Regions from separate parts of the Homo sapiens genome. Here region 2 is linked to region 1. Evidence: chromatin contacts called from ENCODE Hi-C or POLR2A ChIA-PET data. All regions are on one chromosome and are shown on one strand. Each heading gives the region's core, a stretch centred on a gene start or an enhancer-like site at or near the end of the contact. The rest is flanking DNA. Distances are from core to core; before and after follow the strand shown. Region 1 overlaps SKI (SKI proto-oncogene). Region 2 overlaps MORN1 (MORN repeat containing 1).

Evidence for each region. Hi-C counts contacts between places; a loop is a spot of excess contacts on that map. ChIA-PET counts read pairs that join two places held with the same protein, here RNA polymerase II (POLR2A). Pooled maps may share reads with other maps.
Region 2: a map of posterior cingulate gyrus shows a loop between it and region 1 (15-fold over the local background). The contact joins two enhancer-like sites. A Hi-C loop is called at or near these places in 7 of 168 maps with a recorded cell type or tissue (CD14-positive monocyte, endothelial cell of umbilical vein, heart left ventricle and 4 more), 1 of 37 single-sample maps with no recorded cell type and 5 of 50 pooled maps. POLR2A ChIA-PET finds 5 or more read pairs at or near these places in 5 of 52 experiments (Caco-2, IMR-90, WTC11 and 2 more).

Annotation. Positions count from the first base shown.
Region 1 is chr1:2,273,385-2,279,190 of GRCh38, reverse strand. All of the region lies in intron 1 of SKI (SKI proto-oncogene), which reads right to left. Among named protein-coding and RNA genes, the nearest start is that of SKI, 48 kb to the right of the region's middle. RefSeq lists enhancers at 1-154, 155-949, 2,922-3,884, 4,848-5,806. Within about 2 kb of position 3,876, at least 11 of the 41 ENCODE cell types and tissues checked have a DNase peak (open chromatin) inside an H3K27ac peak, as active enhancers do; they include heart left ventricle and prostate gland, where a contact is called at or near this core.
Region 2 is chr1:2,319,323-2,325,573 of GRCh38, reverse strand. It overlaps MORN1 (MORN repeat containing 1), which reads left to right. Exons shown (of 14, transcript NM_024848.3): 13 at 1,431-1,477; 14 at 3,995-4,321. The coding sequence ends at 4,191. Among named protein-coding and RNA genes, the nearest start is that of MORN1, 69 kb to the left of the region's middle. RefSeq lists a silencer at 3,003-3,208 and an enhancer at 2,865-3,472. Within about 2 kb of position 2,518, at least 22 of the 41 ENCODE cell types and tissues checked have a DNase peak (open chromatin) inside an H3K27ac peak, as active enhancers do; they include heart left ventricle and prostate gland, where a contact is called at or near this core.

The DNA.
Region 1 (5,806 bases), core at 2,627-5,126:
GCCATCCCCAAAGAACTGACTGCGCCCTGAGAGTCAGGCGCCCAATGGGGCGGTGGAGGGCCCAGCCCAGCAAGGCCCCTCCGGGACACCAGGAGACAGGAGGGCAGAGTCCAGGCGACCACCCAGCAGCCACCAAGCCCCCGAGCAGCTGGCCAGAGTGACGGCCACAGCCTGCCCTTGTCTGGAGCTTACTGTCTGGGGAGGGAGATGAAGGTGGCACTTCAACGCCAGGGTCCAGGAGGCGGCAGCATCCCAGCACCATGGGAAATTGGATGGGGGGGTGCGCAAGCACTCGGGCCCTAACCAAACCTTAGCCCCAACACCCCCCACCACCACCTGGCTCACAGGGCAGTGCTCACGGCCTGTGTGCACGTGTGCGCATGGGTGCTGCCTGCCCAGGGACTGCAAGAAGGGGGGTCTGCAGGCCACGGCATCCAGCCTGGGGCAGCCTCCAGCAGAAGGGGCCACTCCAGAGATCAGGTGGGGAGCTGGGCACCCACCTGAGTGGCATCAGTGACTTCCTAAAAAAAAAAAGGCCCCAGAGAGACCCCACCCTTCTCACCATGGGAAGACACAGGAGTTGGTGGGTCTGGGGAAGCCCTCACCACACAATGAATCTGCCGGGCTCTACCTTTAGCAATGGGCAGGACAGGCCTGCTGCGCTGAGGCCACGCACAGATGGGGAGGCACACCACGCAGCCTGTCCCTGACTGTGGAGGGTGAAGGGAGGGACAGACCCAAGGGACCTGGGTAGATTTCTCCAGCAAGAGTCGTCTCCAGATCACATTTAGGAATCTGCAGTTTCACCACTGCCCTGATACAGACTGCCGTCCTCCCCCAGGGCTCCTGCGTCTCACAGCAGGACAGTGAAGGTAAGGCCCAGCCAAGCCAGAGCTGGCTGCTGCCTCTAGGCAAGGCCTCCACACCCCACCCTTGCATCACTCGTGACTCTGCCCTGTTCAGACAGCCCTGCCCATGATGGGTGGGGCACAGAGACCAGTGGGAGCAGCACTTTGGGACCCAAGGCTGGGAGCAAGTGGGTCCAGGGGACACTGGGCTCCTAAGAACCATACTGTGGCCCCACCCCAAGTGCCTGCCTCCAGACTTGCTCACCCGAGGGCGAAGCAGGCACCCAGCAAGCCGAAGCCATCGGGAGTGGGTGCATGTGTGTGTGCCCATGGTACTGATGTGTGCATCCATGTATGCCCATGGGTGCTGATGTGTGCGTGCACGTGTCCACGGGTGCTGGTGCATGTGTGTACATCTGCCCGTGGGTCCTGACGAGTGCGTTGAGTGCAGGTGTGTGCGCCCACGGTGCTGATGTGTGTGTGCACGTATGTCCGTCGGTCCTGAGTGCGTGAGTGCAGGTGTGTGCGTGAGTGCAGGTGTGTGCGCTCACGGTGCTGACGTGTGTGCACGTGTGCCCATGGGTCCTGATGAATGTGTGAGTGCAGGTGTGTGCACCCACAGGACTGACGTGTGTGTGCACGTGTGCCCATGGGTCCTGATGAATGTGTGAGTGCAGGTGTGTGCGCCCACAGTGCTGACGTGTGTGTGCACTCCATTTTCACGCTGCTGAAGAAGATATACCCGAAACTGGGAACAAAAAGAGGTTTAATTGGACTTACAGTTCCACATGGCTGGGGAAGCCTCAGAATCATGGCGGGTGGTGAAAGGCACTTTTTACATGGCAGCGGCAAGAGAAAAAATGAGGAGGAAGCAAAAGCAGAAACCCCTAATAAACCTATCAGATCGCATGAGACTTACTCACTATCACGAGAATAGCACAGAAAAGACCAGCCCGATGATTCAATTGCCTCCCCTGGGTCCCTCCCACAACACATGGAAATTCTTGGAGATACAATTCAAGTTGAGATTTGGGTGGGGACACAGCCAAACCATATCACCGTCTCTACTAAAACTACAAAAATTAGCTGGGCATGGTAGCATGTGCCTGTAATCTCAGCTATTCAGGAGGCTGAGGCATGACAATCACTTGAACCTGGGAGGAGACAGGGTGAGACTCCATCTCCAAAGAAAAAAAGAAGTTTTAAGTTTGAAAGGTTTAAACAGCCTTTCTTTTTAAACAAACAACTGTTAGCACAGAGAGGAAAGACCCCTTCCTACAGCCCCAAATGAGAGGAATCCCAGCTCCATGGAAGCAACCGCTCCAGCACCCACAGCAGCCTCCTGGGTGAGGGCCCTGCTGTGTCGGAATCTCCCCAATGCCCCATCCCTGTGGGGAAGCAGCTCCAGTGCTCATCAACACCCAAAACAAACGCATCAGGGGTCAAAGGGACCCAGGAATTCCAGAACCAAAGAGAAAAACCTCAACAGAGGCGTTCCTGAACATGTCAGGAACGGAGCTATGAGCACGGGCTCTTCATCGGGGTTCCTAAGTTACGCAAAGACAGCAATCAGGAACTCAGCAATCAGGAGCCAGAGGATGGCCACATACTCACAGTGGAGGCCACTGTACCCCTCTTGGTGGAACACCCCAGGTTGGGGTGCACGGCCTAAAGCAGGCCTAGCGCTGTCCCCAGCCCCACACAGTGAGCCCTGCCATTTTCTGTTTACAAATAAAAAGCTTCATGTTTTCTCACCATCCATGCACAATTCTGTCTCTTGCTTATGGGATCTAAAACACTGCAGGAGGTGGCTCAGGGCCTCTAGAGGCACAGACAGGGGGCCCTACAGGCCCTCAGCCCTGGCTCCCCAATCCCAGGGCCACAGAAGCAGGTGGCCCAGGGGCCAGGAGAGCAGCAGACACGCATTTCCGGCTTGCTGAACTCCCTGGAGGGTCCAGGCCAGTCGGGGCAGCCCTTCCTTTGGAGATAAATATCAAACCTCAAGTAAACGGCCTCTGAGTGCAGCAGGTGAACTTCTGAGAGCTGGGTGGAGCCACCTGGGGTAGCCAGCCACAGCCTGCTGCGCTGTCCCTCCAAGTACAGATAAAGGCAGGTGGCGCTGCAGTGGGGGTCGGGGGGTGGGGAGCAGGACCACTTCTTTTTGGGAAATGTGGCTGCGTGAATGGGAGAGTCCACAGGCCCTGTGCTCAATCACAGTAAATGCCACTCCTCACGTCTTCTCCCTATCGGAGCAACCAGCCCTTGCTCAGTGTGAACCAAAGAAAAGAACAGCTTGAAAGAGCACAAGGAGATTGCTCAATTCTCAACAGCTCTGAGAGGCTGCCTGCCCCAGGACCAGCCTGATTTCCCTTCAGGAGTGTAGGGCCTGTAAGAATTCCTGCCCGGGCAGGGAGGGTGGGCAGTGACCAGGAGCCAAGGTGCACTGGTGGGGTGGAGGCAACGGGGCCTGCCAAGGACTCTCCCTCCCAAAGAGCCAGGGGCCAGGTCCAAGGCACATTTAAAGATAAACGCTGGCCAGTGCGGTGGCTCAGCCTGTAATCCCAGCACCTTGGGAGGCCGAGGTGGGTGGATCACAAGGTCAGGAGATCGAGAGCATCCTGGCTAACACGGTGAAACCCCGTCTCTACTAAAAATACAAAAAATTAGCCGAGTGTGATGGCACACGCCTGTAGTCCCAGCTACTTGGGAGGCTGAGGCAGGAGAATGGCGTGAACCCGGGAGCGGAGCTTGCAGTGAGCCGAGATCGCGCCACTGCACTCCAGCCTGGGCGACAGAGCGAGACTCCGTCTAAAAAAAAAACAGATAAACGTCTCTGGAAAAAGCAAACTCTCCCCACACCCCTCATCCTGCCCCAGGGCTCGGGGTCTCAGACGAAGGGCAAAGCTGCCCACACCGGCCAGGCCACACCCAGATCGCCTCAGAGCACCTAAAAAGCCCCCAGAGGCTGGGGCAGCCCCACTGCTCCCTGACGGCGGAGCCACAGGAAGCCTCCTCCCTGTGGGAACCTCGAACTCAGTGACTACAAGAAACAGAAAGGAGCCGCCGTGGCGCCTGAGCGGAGCCGTGGGCCGGCCACTGCTCTGACCTCTCAGGGGCCCGATGTTCCTTCCAAGACAGAATCAGACCAGGACCCCGCGAACACATCTCCACCGGGCCCCCAAGGCTGGCCACCATCTCTAGAAGCTCCTCTCATGGGGGCAGTAGCCCTTTCAGGGTGGGGGTTCCAGGGCGAGCTTGTTCAGCTGGAGAAACACCTGGTGCCACCCCCTGTGAGGCCGCTTCAGCTTGGGTGGGTGAGAGGTGCCCAGCCTCCACCTGCTGACACACACGGCCTGGGGATGCCTGGAAAGACCAGCACAGACAGCAAGGGACAGCGAAGGCCCCAAACAATTGGAGTGCCTGTGCCCACCCTCACAAGGGTCTTGTCCCCTCTGCTGAGAGCAAGAAGCCAGGAGGGGGCCGTGGCGGCCGGGAAAGTGACTGAAGATGACTGCAGCAAGGGGCAGCAGCCGGCCCTCCTCACTCCCACCCAGAAAGTGGGGTCCCTGCCCCCCATCACGGCTGCTATTCTCCTAGGGTCCAGGGCTGCAGCCACACTGTCCAGAGGCCCCTTCAAGTCCCATCAACCAACTGTCATGGCTCATGGCCAGGGGGCAGTATCTGCCCGCTATGAGGCTCCAGCCTAGAATCCCACTTCCAGAAACATGTTAGAGGGACGTGGCCAGGTGCCGCTGGGACTTCCTGCCATGGGGCAGGAGTGGACACCATCCAGGTGGCCCCTGGGGAGGACTGACCACCCACACAGCAGAGCACACGCGGCCACGACCAGGACACGGGCCCTCGGGTGGCTGGTGGAGCGAGCGAGAGGCAGCCCCACACCACCCTCGGCGCCCACGGGGAACTGCACCCCACGCAGCACAGCCGTCATGGGTGGTCGTGACCTGCAAACCCAGCATATGGGGGCCTGGCTGAAATGCAGAGAGAAGAACCGTGAGCCGGCAGCCCCAAGCCTGGGAAGGGCCAAGAACTTGCCGGAACCAAGTATTTGCAAAGACTGATGAAAAGTTTGTGTCTTTATTTAACCAATAAAAAGCCTGCCATGGGAAAGCAGGCAAAGCACATGAGCAGAGCTCCTCAAAGGGAAAAGGAGTCCAGCCTCGGAGCAAAACCAGTGCCATTGACAAAGCGCTACCTTCCTCAATCCCCCTTACCTGGAGGTGCCTGTGTGAGCGCTCACCCAACTACAGGTGTCACCTGACCCCGGGGCTGGGTCTGGACACGGCCCGTAGGACCTGCGCACACGCATGGGCGCTCAGCATGCCTCTGGGGCGACCAGGACACTGTTGTGGGGCTGCCATCCTGGCGCTGCCGGTCAGGGAGATGCCGTCACCTTCCAGCCAGGGCAGTGAGTGAGAGGGTGGTGGGCGGAGAGGCATCCCCACCACAACCACCCAAGAGCACGTCTGCCTGCACGGCCCATCCGCACCCGGTCCACAGAACAGACAGGAGGGCCACCGTGCTCCCAAGGCCCCCTGCAGCCTCAGCCCGAACGCTGCCCACGGGGCATCTTCGAGGTCCTGCACGAGCACACTTTGGTGCAATGCTGGGGGAGGCTGCAGTCACGGTCAGGCCTCCTGGCTGGGTCCACACTCTGGTCGCACACTCGTCACACTTCTCCGTGGATGTTCTTACCCCCCACCAGGTCAGCCACCCAACCTGCACCTCTGCCCTGGCTCACAAGGCTGGGGAGGACCGCCCCAGGCAGGGTCACGGGTGTCCCTGGCTCAAGCTCAGTAACAGAGGCAGGGCCAGGCCCTCCCGTTTCCATCACAGACAGAATGAGGCATGGCAGCCACCCCGTCCTGCCCTCCCCATGCCAAGCTGAGAAGTCCCATCTCAGCCCTGTGGCTCCCAGGACTGTGGGAGGAATGCCACCC
Region 2 (6,251 bases), core at 1,269-3,768, 48 kb before region 1:
GGAGTTTGAGACCAACCTGGGCAACATAGTGAGACCTCCTCTCTAAAAATTTTTTTAATTATCTGGGCATGGTGGCACACTCCTGTGGTCCCATGGGCATGGTGGCACACTCCACACTCCTGTGGTCCCAGCTCCTTGGAAGGCTAAGGCGAGGGGATTGCTTGCTCGAGCCCAGGAGTTGGAGGCCGCAGTGAGCTGTGATTATGCCGCTGCACTCTAGCCTGGGTCACAGAGCCAGACTCTATCTAGAGAAAGAAAGGAGAGAAAAAGAGAGAGAGAGAGAGAGGAGAGAGAGAGAAAGAGAGGCAGAGAGAGAGAGGAGAGAGAGAGAGGAAGAAGGAACAAGAGAGAAAGAAAAGAAGAAAGAAAAAAAAGAAGGAAGTGAAGGAAGGGAAGGAAGGAAAGGAAGGAAGGGAGGGAAGGAAGGGAGGGAGGGAGGGAAGGAAGGAAGGGAAGGAAGGGAAGGAAAGGGGAGAGAAAGAAGAAAGTAAGATGTATTTCCGAAGTGCATCTCACTGCCCGGGGAGGAGGGTGGGTGTCCACACAGAGCCAGCCCCTCGTCCTTGCAGCAGGAGCATCGGAGGCACCTGCCGGGCCCAGCTTCCTCACGTGCAGGGACTGCCTCCTCCCCGCCAGGGCCATGGCCACGTCCTCAGGGCCCACCTGCTTCCCTGACCCAGATCCTGCCTGGCCATGGCCCTGCCCCAGCCCGTGGGTGCCCCGAGGCGCTGTCCAGGCAGGAGGAACAGGCCCATCACTTGTTGCAGTTCAGAAACCCTGGTGGGTGGTGGGCCCCCCCAGAGACTGCCTCAGGGCAGGAGCTGCACCCCTCAGGGAGCCAGGGCAGTGAGTGTCTCCACGGGGAGGCCCCGGCAGGACCCCTGGGCCCCTCCCATCCTCACTGCTACCTCTCCTTTCCCAGTCATGGCACTCCCAGGTGACACTGGGCCTCTGTTCCTCCAAGGGGGCACCATACCACCGCCGGGCCTCCTGGTCCCTCTTGCTGAGACTTCCGCCGCTCCTAAGTCGCTCCCTGCAGGCTCCAGCCTCGCCGTCTCTCAGGGGCTCAGGGTCTTTCCCGCCCTCCGGGATCTTCTCAGTTGCACCCTGGGAGGCCTCCGCCTTGTCAGAAGACTGTGGAAATGGGGTGGTCGGTCCCACTCCTGCTCCAAGGCCATAAGCACATCAAGAATTTAGACAAAGAGGATTTGCACAGGGCAGCCCACGGTTCCGAGGTGCAGAGAGCTGGGTGCAGGCTGCCAGAGGACTCTCCCCGTCCTGCCCATGGCCCCGAGGTGGGGTTCGCAGGCCTCTGCTGTGCTGGGGCCCTGAATCTGCCCTGGAGCCACTAGCCCTGGTTCAGGTCAGGGATGCCATGTCGTCGGGGCCCAGGCAGGGCATTCAGGGGCCTCACTGTGTCGTCTCCACAGGCCTGAGGGGAGAGCCACGGAGGAGCAGGCTGCGGCAGCACACCTAGGTAGGTGGACAGGGCCCAAGTCCATCGCCGGCTGTGCCACTGTCTGGAGAGGCGAGGCCGCAGCCCAGGGCTGGAGGTGGGGTTGGGGGAACTCGGCCCGGGGCCCCCAGAGGTAGGTGGCAGTGGGTGGGGGACTGGGGAGCAGCCAGGCCCTCCCAGGGACCTGAATGGGAAGGGGGCTGGTGGCTTGGGGGCTGGGGACGGTCCAGAAAGATTTGAAGCTGGGCCGACACAGCCCTTGATGTGGGGAATGTCCTAGAAAGGAGGAAGCCACGGGGGCAGGGAGCACGGGGACTCGGAGGCCTTGGGGTCCAAGGGGAGCCGAGGGGAGCTGTCAAGGCCCACAGTGGCTGAACCATGAGGAGCTGCTCCCCAGCAAGGCCGGCTGCAGGGCTTGGTGGGCCTGGGCTGGGCGGAAGGCTCCTCCCAGCGTGGGGGCTGCTGTGGGGACAGCAAGGAGGGGTGCAGCGAGGGCCTGGAGAAGGCTCAGGTGCAGACCCTCAGCCGTGGGGCCTCCTCCAGTCGCCCCACAGCCTGGGCCTGGCACCCCCCCACCAAGCCAGAGGGGCCGAATGCCAGGGCACCTCAGCTACACAAAGGCTCGGACCCCTAGCAGGACCTGGGCACCGCGGCTGACTGGCTGCCTGACGGAGAATGGAGCCTCTCTGTCACCTGGGCCAACATGAATGACCCTTCGTCTGGTGTCTCTGGGGTTCTGGCTGGAGAGCCAAAGGCTGGAAGGTCTGGACCCGCTGCTCACTGGGGTCTGGATGCCACCGTGGAGCTGCCTCTGGCGCAGCGGGAGAACAAGCAGAGCCACCCTGGTCGTGGGGACGGCACCCGTGTGGCCGGGGCTGTAGCCAGTGAGGCCTTGGTGACGGGAGCGGCTGGAGTGCCACGCGGTGTCCCCCGTGGTCCCACAGCAGCCCTCACACCATCAACCGGTCCACCGCGTCCCAGCCATCCCAGGAGGGGGCGGGGACATCTCTGCAGTGACAGGAATCGGCTAGGCGCTGGCACCTGTGCGCAGCCGCTCGGCCAGGGTTTATGTGCTCGGCGGAGACAGCCCTGGGGGTGAGGAGCGAAGGGAGATCCGATTCAGGGGCCACTTGGGGCTAAGCCATGTACGTATGGCCGAGGCCCTAAGTGAGAGCTGGCCCAGGGCTAGATCACGTGGCCGTCGAGGCCCGGCCTGCCGCACGGTGGCCACCAGCCAGAGCCCTTGCCGCCCACCCTTCCCATCCGCCGGGACGCCAGCCTCAGGAGTGGGGTCAGATGGGGCCTGTGGCCGGGCTCCTCAGCCACTGCCCACTGAGCTCTCGGCCCCCCGGCCAGCGCCTTGGCCACCACTGGTATAGCTGGATTCCTGGGAACACCTAGAAACCGGGCTGCTTGGAAACACTGTGGCGTTGCCATGTGGGGCTCTTCCTCCGCCCGCCAGGGAGGCTGTCCCCGGTGCCCGGTGCTGTGGCCCACACCCGCCAGGTTGCAGAACGTGTGTCCCCCTGGCGAGGCCCCCCAGAACCGTGTTTTTTTTTTTCTAAAGGAGCTGACTCGGGGCCAAGCACATTCCTCCCGGCCCCCGAGGCTTGCTCTTGTCCAGCCCTGGGAACGCACAGGCGGCCGAGCCCGTGGCCTGGCCGAGGAGGCCGCCGCTCTGCGAGGGGAGCGCTGTTTTCCAGGCCGGCGTCTGGAATGTTGCTCTGCCTTGCGGTGTGAGCCGACTCCTGCCCCCATTTCAGCTGCGGCCGCATTCCTGGTGTGAGCCCGGGCCAGCCGAGGCGCTTTTTCCACGCTCCGGTGCCAGCCCCGGCAGGCTCAGGGGAGGGGAGAGGATGGTTTCTATGGCAACCTCACTTTTTGTTATTTCTTATTTTCTTTTTTATGGTTTCTCCAACTTTGAAGCTCTCCAGACAGTTTACAGACTGTGAAAGGAAAAGTACTTTTCCTTCTCTGCCGAGTGCCCCCAGCAGGGCCGCCCTCCAGCCCCACCCGGAGAGCCCCAGCGCGGGTGTGGGGAAGGGGCCAGGGCGGGGCTTCAAAAGCAAACCAGACACACCAGCCTTCAGAGGGTTCGTTATTTTTAAAAACAGTTTATGGAGGGAATGAATTATTTTTCTCCTAAAAAAGTAGGAAAGTATTTGCAAAAGAATCCTTCAGGGACCTGTAGCCAGGTCAGCAGTGGGGGCTTGAGAGCGGCCACCATGCGAGGGTCGTGTCCATCCTTGCCAGCCTCCGAGCTGGAGGCCATAGCTGGGCTGTGGCCTGAGGTCAGAGGTGGTTTCCTTTACCCCAAATTAGTTTATTCACCTATGCTGACTGTGTGTCCAGCCCCCCAGGACCGGTCCGGTGGCCAGTCCTGTGGTTACAGTGCCAAGAATCCCAGAACCCAGGCAGAGATGACCAGGGTCGGGGGCACAGGGGCCAGCGGGCACATGAGACAGTGGGCAGTGGGCTGAGGCCAGGGAGGGGAAGGGACAGGAGCCTGCTGAGGACCAGCCCACCCGCCCCTTGCAGGGGAGTACGTGCTCATGATCCGCGACGTGACCACCCCGCCGTTCCTGGGGCGCAGGCTGCCCCCGGCCTTCAAACACCTGCGGGTCGTAGCGAAGAGGGCTGGCCAGCCACCCCATGTCCTGGAAGAAGGCCCTGAAGCCTCAAGCAGCTGGCAGGCCGCCCACAGCTGCACCCCAGAGCCGCCAGCGCCTCGGTGAGGCCCCGTGTCCACAGGAGGCCACCTCGGTGTGAATGGAAGGAAACGCTGCCTCTGCTTGCGTGACTCTGCTCCCCGATTCTCCAGAGCCCCGTGGTTGCTGGCTTGAATAAAATGCTCAGTGGCGGCTATGGAGGGCACTGCTCCTTGGGCCCCACGCCAGCAGCAAGGCCCTCCCCATGCACCCGCACACTCATGGGCGAGGCAGCGGGACTGGAGCCCACGTCCCTGCTCACTGCTGTGGCCCCCGATCTGCGCAGAGCCCTGGGAAGCCTGTGGGGTCAGGCGGGACACATGGGGTGGCTCGTCTCAGTGCCTCAAGACCAGGCCTGTAGCAGTCACCCAGGCACCCTGCGAGGCCAGCACGTCTGTCCCACCCACACTGTTCCCAGGCCCAGCCGCGGTTGGTGCTGGAATTCCCCTGCCAGGCTGGGGCTGGGAAGGAGGGTCCCTGTCTCCCTGCCGCAGAGCTCTGCAGTGAAGCCCGGCCAGCCAACCTCCTGGCCTCTGCCTGGCACTACCCACTCCAGGCAATCCTGCCCGCAGGACGGGCTCCCATGACAAGAGGCAGGAAGCATGCAATCAGCTCTGCTGACCAGGTGTCCTGCCTGCCTGACGCCCCCACCCCGCATTGACCAGGGAGGATGGTCGGGGACATTTTACAGCTGCCTCCGGAGGGCCCCTCAGCCAGAGAGGGGCCAGAAGGTTGTTGGGGAGGGGGCACTGAGATGGCCCATGGGCAGCCAGCCACTCGGTCAGCACAGAAGGCGGCCACTGCAGAGACCCTGCCTCCTGGCCCCACCGCACCTGCCCTGGCCCCTGGCTTCACCCTGCCCACCTGGGGCCTGTGCAGCTTGGCTGGTCTCACCCTCTGCCCGCCCAGCGCTGGGCAGGGAACCAGCCTCCTCAGGCCCTTGCTCTCCTTGCTCTCCCTTGACCCACCCCCGTCCTTGCAGCCCACCCTCTCAGAAGACCACCGTTTGCAGCCCTGGGGAGGGGGCGTCCAGGGCCCAGCCCCAGCCCCACACCAGACCCATGCCCCCTGATGTTTCCCTCATGCTGCTGTCCCCGGCCCTCCCACAACTAGCACCGACCTCCTTGCGTTGCGGCCAGACCCACCCTCCCACTGTCCAGGCGCGCTTCCCTGGGAACACACCCATCTCCCAGGCCAGCTGCGGCCGGGGCATCTCTCCAGACCTGCACAGGGAGCTGCTCCTGCTCGGCGGAGGGAGGCCGTGGACAGAGGAGCTGCGTTCACAGCAGTGCAGGAACCCGGGGCAGCCCCTGGGCACATGGGGTGAAGATCCACCCAGAAGCTGGGATGCTCCACGGTGGGGGGCCCTGAGGAGCTCTCAGGGAAAGCCTGGTTGGGGCCAGGTCGGGCGCAGCGTGGTGGATGCACTGAAGGCGGCCTGCTGCCCGGGGGCAGAGGGGCGGGCGGGGGGGCATTGCAGGGAGGAACCAGGCCGGATCGCGGGGTGCCGAGTCCCCCATCCTTGGAGGTGACAAGCTGGAGGCCACTGGAGCTGCAGCGAGGGGACCCTTCCTCTGCCAGGGCAGAGTGTCCCCAAGGCCCCCTGGGTCTGAGCTCTGCCACTGGGAGGCCGAGTGCATGTGGGGGGCTCTGGCATCCCCGAAGCTTCCCCAGACACCCAGGCATCCATTCCAGACAGCAAGGCAGGCAGCCACTCTCCCACACCTTCTAGAAGCCCAGAGCCAGTGGCAAGGCTGCGTCTCCCAGCTGCGGCCATCCTCGAGGCTCCCAGAGCCCAGGGCGGCTTCATCACAGCCATGGCTCCAGCCTCTGGTCCCTGGGAGCCCCGTGAGCGCCTGGCGGTTCTGACACTGCCCCTTACCCTTGGGGTTGGCTACGCCCGTCGGAGGGGAGGCTCCTGGCCTGCCAGGCCTGCTCCGACCTGGGTCACCAGCCTCCCAGGAGGCCAGGCAGACATCGGCCAGGCCGGGCCCACAGAGGAGCCCCCGTGAAGGACAGATACCACCGCGTCACGCTGACCCTGATCGCTGCGTGTGAGCGGCGCTCACCTGGGCCTGCCCCTTACA